Linked DNA regions of Homo sapiens: region 1 is linked to region 2. A link is an interaction called in ENCODE POLR2A ChIA-PET data of the cell type or tissue named here. Cell type or tissue: B cell. All regions are shown on one strand.

The links. Peaks named below come from ENCODE experiments on the same cell type or tissue, not always from the same donor. Only the 100,000 strongest peaks of a DNase experiment are listed, where the experiment ranks them.
Region 1: POLR2A ChIA-PET joins it to region 2 with 9 read pairs; 2 of 35 experiments call an interaction of 5 or more read pairs at or near these places.

What each region holds. Positions count from the first base shown.
Region 1 is chr2:45,767,263-45,771,262 of GRCh38, forward strand. The region is part of intron 1 of PRKCE (protein kinase C epsilon); the gene reads left to right. Among named protein-coding and RNA genes, the nearest start is that of PRKCE-AS1, 94 kb to the left of the region's middle. In B cell, no CTCF peak of the experiment used is centred here; no DNase peak of the experiment used is centred here.
Region 2 is chr2:45,914,079-45,918,078 of GRCh38, forward strand. The region is part of intron 2 of PRKCE (protein kinase C epsilon); the gene reads left to right. Among named protein-coding and RNA genes, the nearest start is that of PRKCE-AS1, 240 kb to the left of the region's middle. In B cell, no CTCF peak of the experiment used is centred here; a DNase peak (open chromatin) is centred at 1,613; H3K27ac peaks cover 665 bases.

The sequences.
Region 1 (4,000 bases), 150 kb before region 2:
TTCTTTGAAACTTTTTAAAAAAAGGAACAAGAAAGTAAAAAATCTGCACAGCAATGGCTCCTTTTAACCAACCTCTTAATGGGCAATTTTAAGTACTTTCAGAATTTGGAAGAATGTTTATGTCAGAAATATGTATCATCTCAGCATCTTGGTTATGCTTATCCAAAAGTCTTGGCCTTCCTGCCTCTTCCTCTTGTAAGGGAATTTATGTAGAAAGAGGGTATGTAATCAACCATGTTCACACTGCAGAGAGAGTTTATACAGGAAGGCACTGGTTTGGGCTTTGTAATACTGAAGGCTTTACACCCAGAAGAATTTTGTAATCTAGCACACTCAATCTCCGGGGGCATAAGTTTTCTCCAATTATTGCCTTGAAGTTTTATTAAGGATCAAAGGAACGGCCTTACAAAGAATGTGCCTTCACTGTCAGCAGTGCTTCTGTGGACTTGCTGCTTTCTCTAGCATGCATGTCCATTGGAAAGACCCATGTGTTGGATTCCTTATTGGATGGTTTTACTGGAGGAAGACTTAGGGCTTTATTTTAGGAATTTGAAGACTTCCACCACCCTTCACAGTATCACAGGTGTTTGCCTCCTAGAGCATTGTAAACTAGAAACACCAAGGGATAGAAAACATTTGTGGGAATAATGGATCCATGCAAAAATACCTCAAAGAGCAAAATTTGGCTTGATACCAAGCAGAGGAGTGAAAACTCAAGTGCTGAGCTTCCAGAAGCTTCCTGGAGAGGAGCTATTCCTTGGCATTGGTGCCAGTGCCCTGGTGAGAAGCAAAATTGTTGGCCAGGGTTCATGAGTGGTTACCCAAACCTAGATGCCAGAGATCATGGAGAAGAAACTCTAAGATGGCCAAGCTTTTCCCACTCTTCTCCTCCAGATGTTTCCCAGTGGGTAGATGTGATCTCTTAGGAAATTTGACCATTTTCATAGCAGAAAGAAATCAAAACACGAAAGAGCCTTGAAAAGCTGTTACAGTGCTAAATGTATATTATGGGAATGCTTTTTTCCTTGGCCTTATCCTGGCCTGGCTCTAATTATCTACAGAGACATCTGATTAACTCCAAATGACATCGTCTATGTGTGAGTCCCATGGGGATGGCTTCTGGAAGGAACAGTTCAGGGACCATATCACATTTCATTAGTTGGGTTCCCCCTTTCATGATTTCTCATTTTGGTTGAGAAATGAAGGACATTTTAGCTTTCCCTTCCCTCTTTTCCTTCTGTAAAAACTTAAGTCTCTGATAGTTGGCCAGGGGGCTCGATGGGTAGGGGAGAGTTAGGAGGGGACAGTGAGGGCTGGGAGATGATGCTAGGTGCTCTTTTCCTTCTCACCTGAGCCCTACCTGAACAATGGGCCAGACAGAGAATGGATATTGAGCAATTATGCTGTTTTCTTTCTCTGTTTATCCAAATGCTCTGTCTTTCACATGCGAGATGAAGGAAAACCCATTTCTACTACTGATTTTCTCTCCCTTCTCTGAATATGTGTAGGAATTATAGTCTTTACCATGCAGCTTAACACACATTTTACATCTATCTGTTGGCTAATGCTTAATTATATCCAAATGTTGTGTCTCCACCTTGCAGTAGGCTACTGGAGGCCCAGAACTCAATGGACAACTTCATATCTCCACGTTACCAGGACAGGGCTTAGCCACAGATATTTATGGATCACCTGATTGTTCTGCTACTGACATGTTCACCTCCTCAAAACCTGCTTTCAAAGCTTGGCAAATTCCGGGCCATTTTGGCAGCAGAGCTGTGGGACAAGATTTAAATTGTTTGTTGCCATTTATTGGTGAACTGGACAATCAATCCAAATTTAAAATTCTCTAATCAGATTAGTTTATTTTTAATCATCTGGAGTCTGGCTGGGTTTGTTCTGTGTGGGAGCCAGTGAGACCCAACTGTTTCATTGACTTCCTTTGTATACTCTTGACAAAAGTCTTTTCATCCTCGCCCACCTTATGCCTTCAAAACTGTGAGTCAAGCTGCATTTCCTTTTTTTCTCCTTCCTCCCCATGGATACATCTTAGTTGCCATTTTTTCTTACACCCCTTTTGTTAGGTGTTAGGGCTTCAGTCATGCTGCCTCCCTTTGGCAGGGCTGGGAGGGGTGTGTGTGTATGTACATATCTGCATCTGTGTGTGTGTGGCTTTTTGCATGCGTATCTGATGGTTGTGTGTACACTCATTCATGCACAATCGCTGGCGAGTAGTTTGAGTAACATGGCATCCAGCAGGGATCTTGGGCCCCGGAAACTGAAGAACTAACCATTTTTCATCCAGAGACTAGTTTATTTCTCACTGATATTAAGTTTGTTTAACCTGTGATACAGAATTGTGAAGGGATTCTATTTCATGAGTTTGTAAGTTCTTTTCTTTTCTATGGGTTTTAGCCAGTTTGTCTTTAATGTGAAATTTGTATTCTGTGCTCACATATTTTGATATGTTTTGCTTCCTGGGGTCATACTTAGGGTACAAATCAACCAGATACAGATTAACCTGTGGATGTTTAGCCTTTGCTAAGTGCATCCTTGTCTCTAAATTCTTAAATTCCAGCACCCTGGTTAAAACAGTAGGAGGTGTGAGGAGGAACCCTTCTGAGAACAGATAGGCAGAAACATGTACACGGCGCCAATCTCCCATGGCTCCTTGCTCTTGCCAGGGTGCAGCAGGCACACGTGCACCCCGTACTGTCACTCACAGACACATGCCTGGATGCCCAGGTGCACACTCACACAGCCATCACACAGGATTTGCAGTTCTGCAAGAGGTGGGGCTGTGAAACGCTCTCCTTCTCTATGCGCATGTCTTTTATCCCCTCTCTTGGGTGGCTCCTGCAGTAGCGGGTGCTATTGGAGTAGTGTATGCTCCAGCCCTCTCTCGGACTGCAGCCCTGGGGGACACTGTTCTGCTCCCCTCCTGTCCGGGGAGTTGCTGCTCTGCCCTAGGGTCAAATGCAGACTGGTCAGGGACAATCTGGAAATACTGTAGGGATGCATGGGGTAGGTAAAAACCATGCTTCCTCTGTCTGGAAACAACACTGACTGTGGCTTTTTTATTTTAGGGACATGATGTCACTCTTCTGTTTCAAAAGTGTGCATATTGCCTAAGGTTCTCATGTTCACGTAGACTGTAATTTTTGAGATAGGCTGTGAGACACTAGATATATGGCGTCCCTTCGGCCACTTGTGTTTCTGGAGCTCGCAGAAGGACGGTTTACTGTTTCCACAGAAGTCTGAATGTTGGTTGAGCGTCCTACCTTCACAGGAGGACCAGGCAGGGCACAGCCATGGTACCGCCCCCCACAACCACAAAAACACCCTATGATTTAGACAAGAGACAGTTATGGGCATCTTTACTTCATAGGTGGATGATGAAATTGAGACAGCGAGAAGCCCAGGGGCTGGGATGCCAGCTCTCTAACCGTACCCTCTCTCTCAACCTGCAGGTCACCAGTACTGGCCCCATCTGCAGCGGATTATTTCTTCCTTCCTAAAAATCCAGGCTGCTTCTTGCCATGTGGAGACAATGAGCTCCTTAACCAAGGGTGAAAAAGACCAACCAAATCAAAACAAACAAGGGCTTTTTTTTTTTTTTTAACACTTTTCTTAGGAAGTCATTAAGGAATTATTGAGCTGATTAATGTGAGTGGAAAATATTTAAGTTTGGTCATTGTTTATGCTGGCCAGTTTGATTGCATTAGCAATTGACTTACAAAGCTGCTGTAGTGTTCCCTCCAAGCGTACTTTCATTCCTGGGTTGACTAATCAGTGGATCCCTGAGCTCAATGATGATGAGGGTCCCCCAGTGTTTAGAGGGGCTGCACTGGGGAGTAGAGAATGCAGGGGTGGGAAGAGGTGGGTCAATGCAGACCACTCCTCCCAGGCTGAGATTCACTTTTGTCCTTTGTTGGCAAAGATGGTGATGCTAGGGAATTTGGAAGCTGAAAGGAAAACAAAGGACGGGGCTCAGGCAGAA
Region 2 (4,000 bases):
CATGTGTAGCAAAGTGTGATTCACATTCTAGTCTTCACATAACTTACTGATGACTTAAATTACGTGGAAGCATACAATATCATGCTAGGTGCTATGAAGGCATTAAGGAGTTTATAATTAGGAAGATAAATTCATATGTGAATTCAAAAAAATAACAATGCAAGCCAGGTGGAGGGTAAATGCTGGAGTGTCTAGAATAGCTAATAAGATGGGTGGACGATATGTCCAGTGACTGAATATGGAACACCAGAGGCAGGGATGAGCAAGCTCTGTTTGGACATGTGGACTTGGATGTGTCTCAACGATGTGTGGTCCAGAGGGCTGGTGGCTCCCTGGGTCTGGAGCTCAGGAGTGTTCTGTGCTGTAGATCTAGATTTAGGAATTGTGGCATGTAGGTAGCCATGGTGGTCCAGGAAGTGTGCGAGACTGATAACTATTTCTTTGCTCTTTGGTTTGGGAACCAGTCCCTACCTCCATGTTTTCTCTCACTCCACCAGGCTGATCGTCCCCCATCTGCTTCCTAGGTTCCTCTTCCTCTCCCTGGACCATGCATTTAGAGCTTCCTCAGCAGGTTCTTTCTACACATGTTAAAGTCAATGAACCATAATCTGATTAGAAATTTTAAAGAGTCCATAAAGTCTTTCATTGATGGCAAGTTAATCAAGTGTTGCTTTTATTGGTTTGGCATACATAGGAAGTAATGAATGCCATGTATAGCTATGTAGGAGCACTCAGCTGTTGGGGAGTGATCCATGCATACGTAATAGGGAACTCTTTCTTGGTTTTCCCACAAAACCCCACTTTCTCTTACTATCAACTGCTGAAAAAAAGTATCCTTTTGCTAGAACTTTCCATATTGTTTTGCTTGTTTGTTTGTTTGAGACAAGAGTCTCTGTCACCTAGGCTAGAGTGCAGTGGCATGACCTCAGCTCACTGCCACCTCCACCTTCTGGGTTCAAGCGAGCACCTCCAGCTAATCTTTGTATTTTTAGTATAGTTGGGGTTTCACCATGTTGGCCAGGCTGGTCTCGAACTCCTTACCTCAGGTGATCTGCCCACCTTGGCCTCCCAAAGTGCTGGGATTACAGGCGTGAGCCACTGTACCCAGACTCCATATTGTATTTTAGACTGACATTTTTGTTCTTTCCACCTGATGATTTTTTGCAAAATAATATAATGAAGGAGTAAGGCATGCTGTTCTTTCAGCCCAATGAGTCTCTATTTTTTTGTTTCATTTTTTAGTAATTAATAGATTTAAGTATTTAATGCATCTGTTCTTAGCTTCTAAGCACATCTTTAAGATCGATGGCATGAACTTCCAAGAACAAAGGGTTTAAATATTAATAGGATTGGGAATCAGCTGTTTTGTATGAGTATTTTAGAATTTCCCAAAGCTCCAGTGAACCCTAAAGAATTCAGCCTCCTTATCTTTAGAGATTTAGGTTATTTTGGGTCTTTCCAGGAGCAAGTTGTTTCTACCTGAGGAGTAGACAAAGGACAAATGAAAGGTCCTGAGGCCTCCTAGAGGCAGATGTAGATTTTCAAGTATCTCAAAGTTCTATCAAATTCGTATGATCTTTTTCTCATTTGCCTTTAGCTCAGCAGAGCGTGGTGCTGGTGGAGCTCAGTCGCGGCCTTGTTTTGGTGCTGGTTGATTCACATGTGCCCTTGGTCTCATGTACAGACATGACCTGACTAGAAGTCACTCAGTAACTGGCTGGACCAGGATGAGAGAAGCCAGTTCTTAGTTCCCAAGCATCCTCCTCTCCCACTGTCCCACAAGTGATACACACCTGCAGTCACAGGTGGATTTAAGGAACCTGAGAGAGAAATCGGGGTATCTCTTCCACTGAGATGAATTATGCAGCATCTACATCCCCTCAACACAGACTTGTAATCAGGGAGAAAAATTTGTCTGGGTAGGGAGCCTTGAAAATTGGTGGTAGAACTTGGAGAGTTTAGGATGGCTCTAGGGCTCAAGAGAGAGATGGTGGTATGAGGAAGGAACTCTAAGGACATTGAGAAGGGTGTGGTGTCTGATGGATTTCATGTTAGTCTTTTCTATCTCTACTTACTTTTCCTTTAAAATTTTCTAAAATGTAGTATCTTTATGACAGGAGAGAGAACTAGTTCTTCTATATTCTTCTATATGCACTGAGAAATTTTTTTTTTTTTTTTTTAGACAGGGTCTAGATCTATCATGCAGGCTGGAGTGTAGTGGTGTGAACACGGCTCACTGCAGTCCTGACCTCCTTATCTCAAGCAATCATCCCATCTCAGCTTCTCAAGTAGCTGGGACTAGAGGTGTGCACCACCACACCTGGCTAATTAAAAAAAAAATTTCATGTGTGGAGATGGGGGTCTCACTGTTGCCCAGGATGGTCTTTTAATTCCTGAGCTCAAGTGATCCTCCTGCTTTGATCTTTCAAAGTGCTGTGATTGTAGGTGTGAGCCATTGCACCCAATGAAATAAGCCATTTCTTATTTGGCAAAGTCTGCAGATCATCTTTTATTTGAGCAATTTTGACATCCTCTCAAATTGAGTATTTCTTTAGCCAATCGGGAATCTTGGGTGTTCTGATCTCTTAGATTACAGTACATTTAAAAGAGCATACAGTCTAAACACAATAAAGCCCGATTACAGAGTGTCTTGTTCATACATTTACATCCTACTGTGTCCGGAATTGGTGGGTTCTTGATCTCACTGACTTCAAGAATGAAGCCGTGGACCCTCACGCTGAGTGTTACAGCTCTTAAGGTGACGCGTCTGGAGTTTGTTCCTTCTGATGTTTGGATGTGTTCGGAGTTTCTTCTTTCTGGTGGGTTCGTGGTCTCACCGGCTCAGGAGTGAAACTGCAGACCTTCCCAGTGTTACAGCTCATAAAGGCAGTGTGGACCCAAAGAGTGAGCAGCAGCAGGATTTATTGCAAAGAGTGAAAGAACAAACCTTCCACAGTGTGGAAGGGGACTCCAGCAGGTTACCACTGCTGGCTCAGGCAGCCTGCTTTTATTCTCTTATCTGGCCCCACCCACATCCTGCTGATTGGTAGAGCCCAGTGGTCTGTTTTGACAGGGCGCTGATTGGTGCGTTTACAATCCCTGAGCTAGACACAAAAGTTTTCCACGTCCCCACCAGATTAGCTAGATACAGAGTGTCCACACAAAGGTTCTCCAAGTCGCCGCCAGAGTAGCTAGATACAGAGTGTCAATTGGTGCGTTCACAAACCCTGAGCTAGACATAGGGTGCTGATTGGTGTGTTTACAAACCTTGAGCTAGATACAGAGTGCCAATTGGTGTATTTACAATCCCTGAGCTAGACATTAAGGTTCTGCAAGGCCCCACCAGAGTAGCTAGATACAGAGTGTCAATTGGTGCATTCACAAACCCTGAGCTAGACACAGGGTGCTGATTGGTGTGTTTACAAACCTTGAGCTAGATACAGAGTGCCGATTGGTGTATTTACAATTCCTGAGCTAGACATAAAGGTTCTCCACGTCCCCACCAGATTCAGGAGCCCAGCTGGCTTCACCCAGTGGATCCCGCACTGGGGCTGCAGGTGGAGCTGCCTGCCAGTCCCGTGCCATGCGCCCGCACTCCTCAGCCCTTGGGTGGTCGATGGGACTGGGCGCCGTGGAGCAGGGGGCGGCGCTCGTCGGGGAGGCTCCGGCCGCACGGGAGCTCACGGTCGGGGGTGGGAGGCTCAGGCATGGTGGGCTGCAGGTCCCGAGCCCTGCCCCGCGGGAAGGCAGCTAAGGCCCGGCGAGAAATCGAGCGCAGCGCCCGTGGGCCGGCACTGCTGGGGGACCCAGTACACCCTCCGCAGCCGCTGGCCCGGTGCTAAGCCCCTCATTGCCCAGGGCTGGCAGGGCCGGCGGCCGGCTGCTCCGAGTGCGGGGCCCGCCAAGCCCACGCCCACCCGGAACTCTAGCTGGCCCGCTAGCGCCGCGCGCAGCCCCGGTTCCCGCTGGCGCCTCTCCCTCCACACCTCCCTGCAACCTG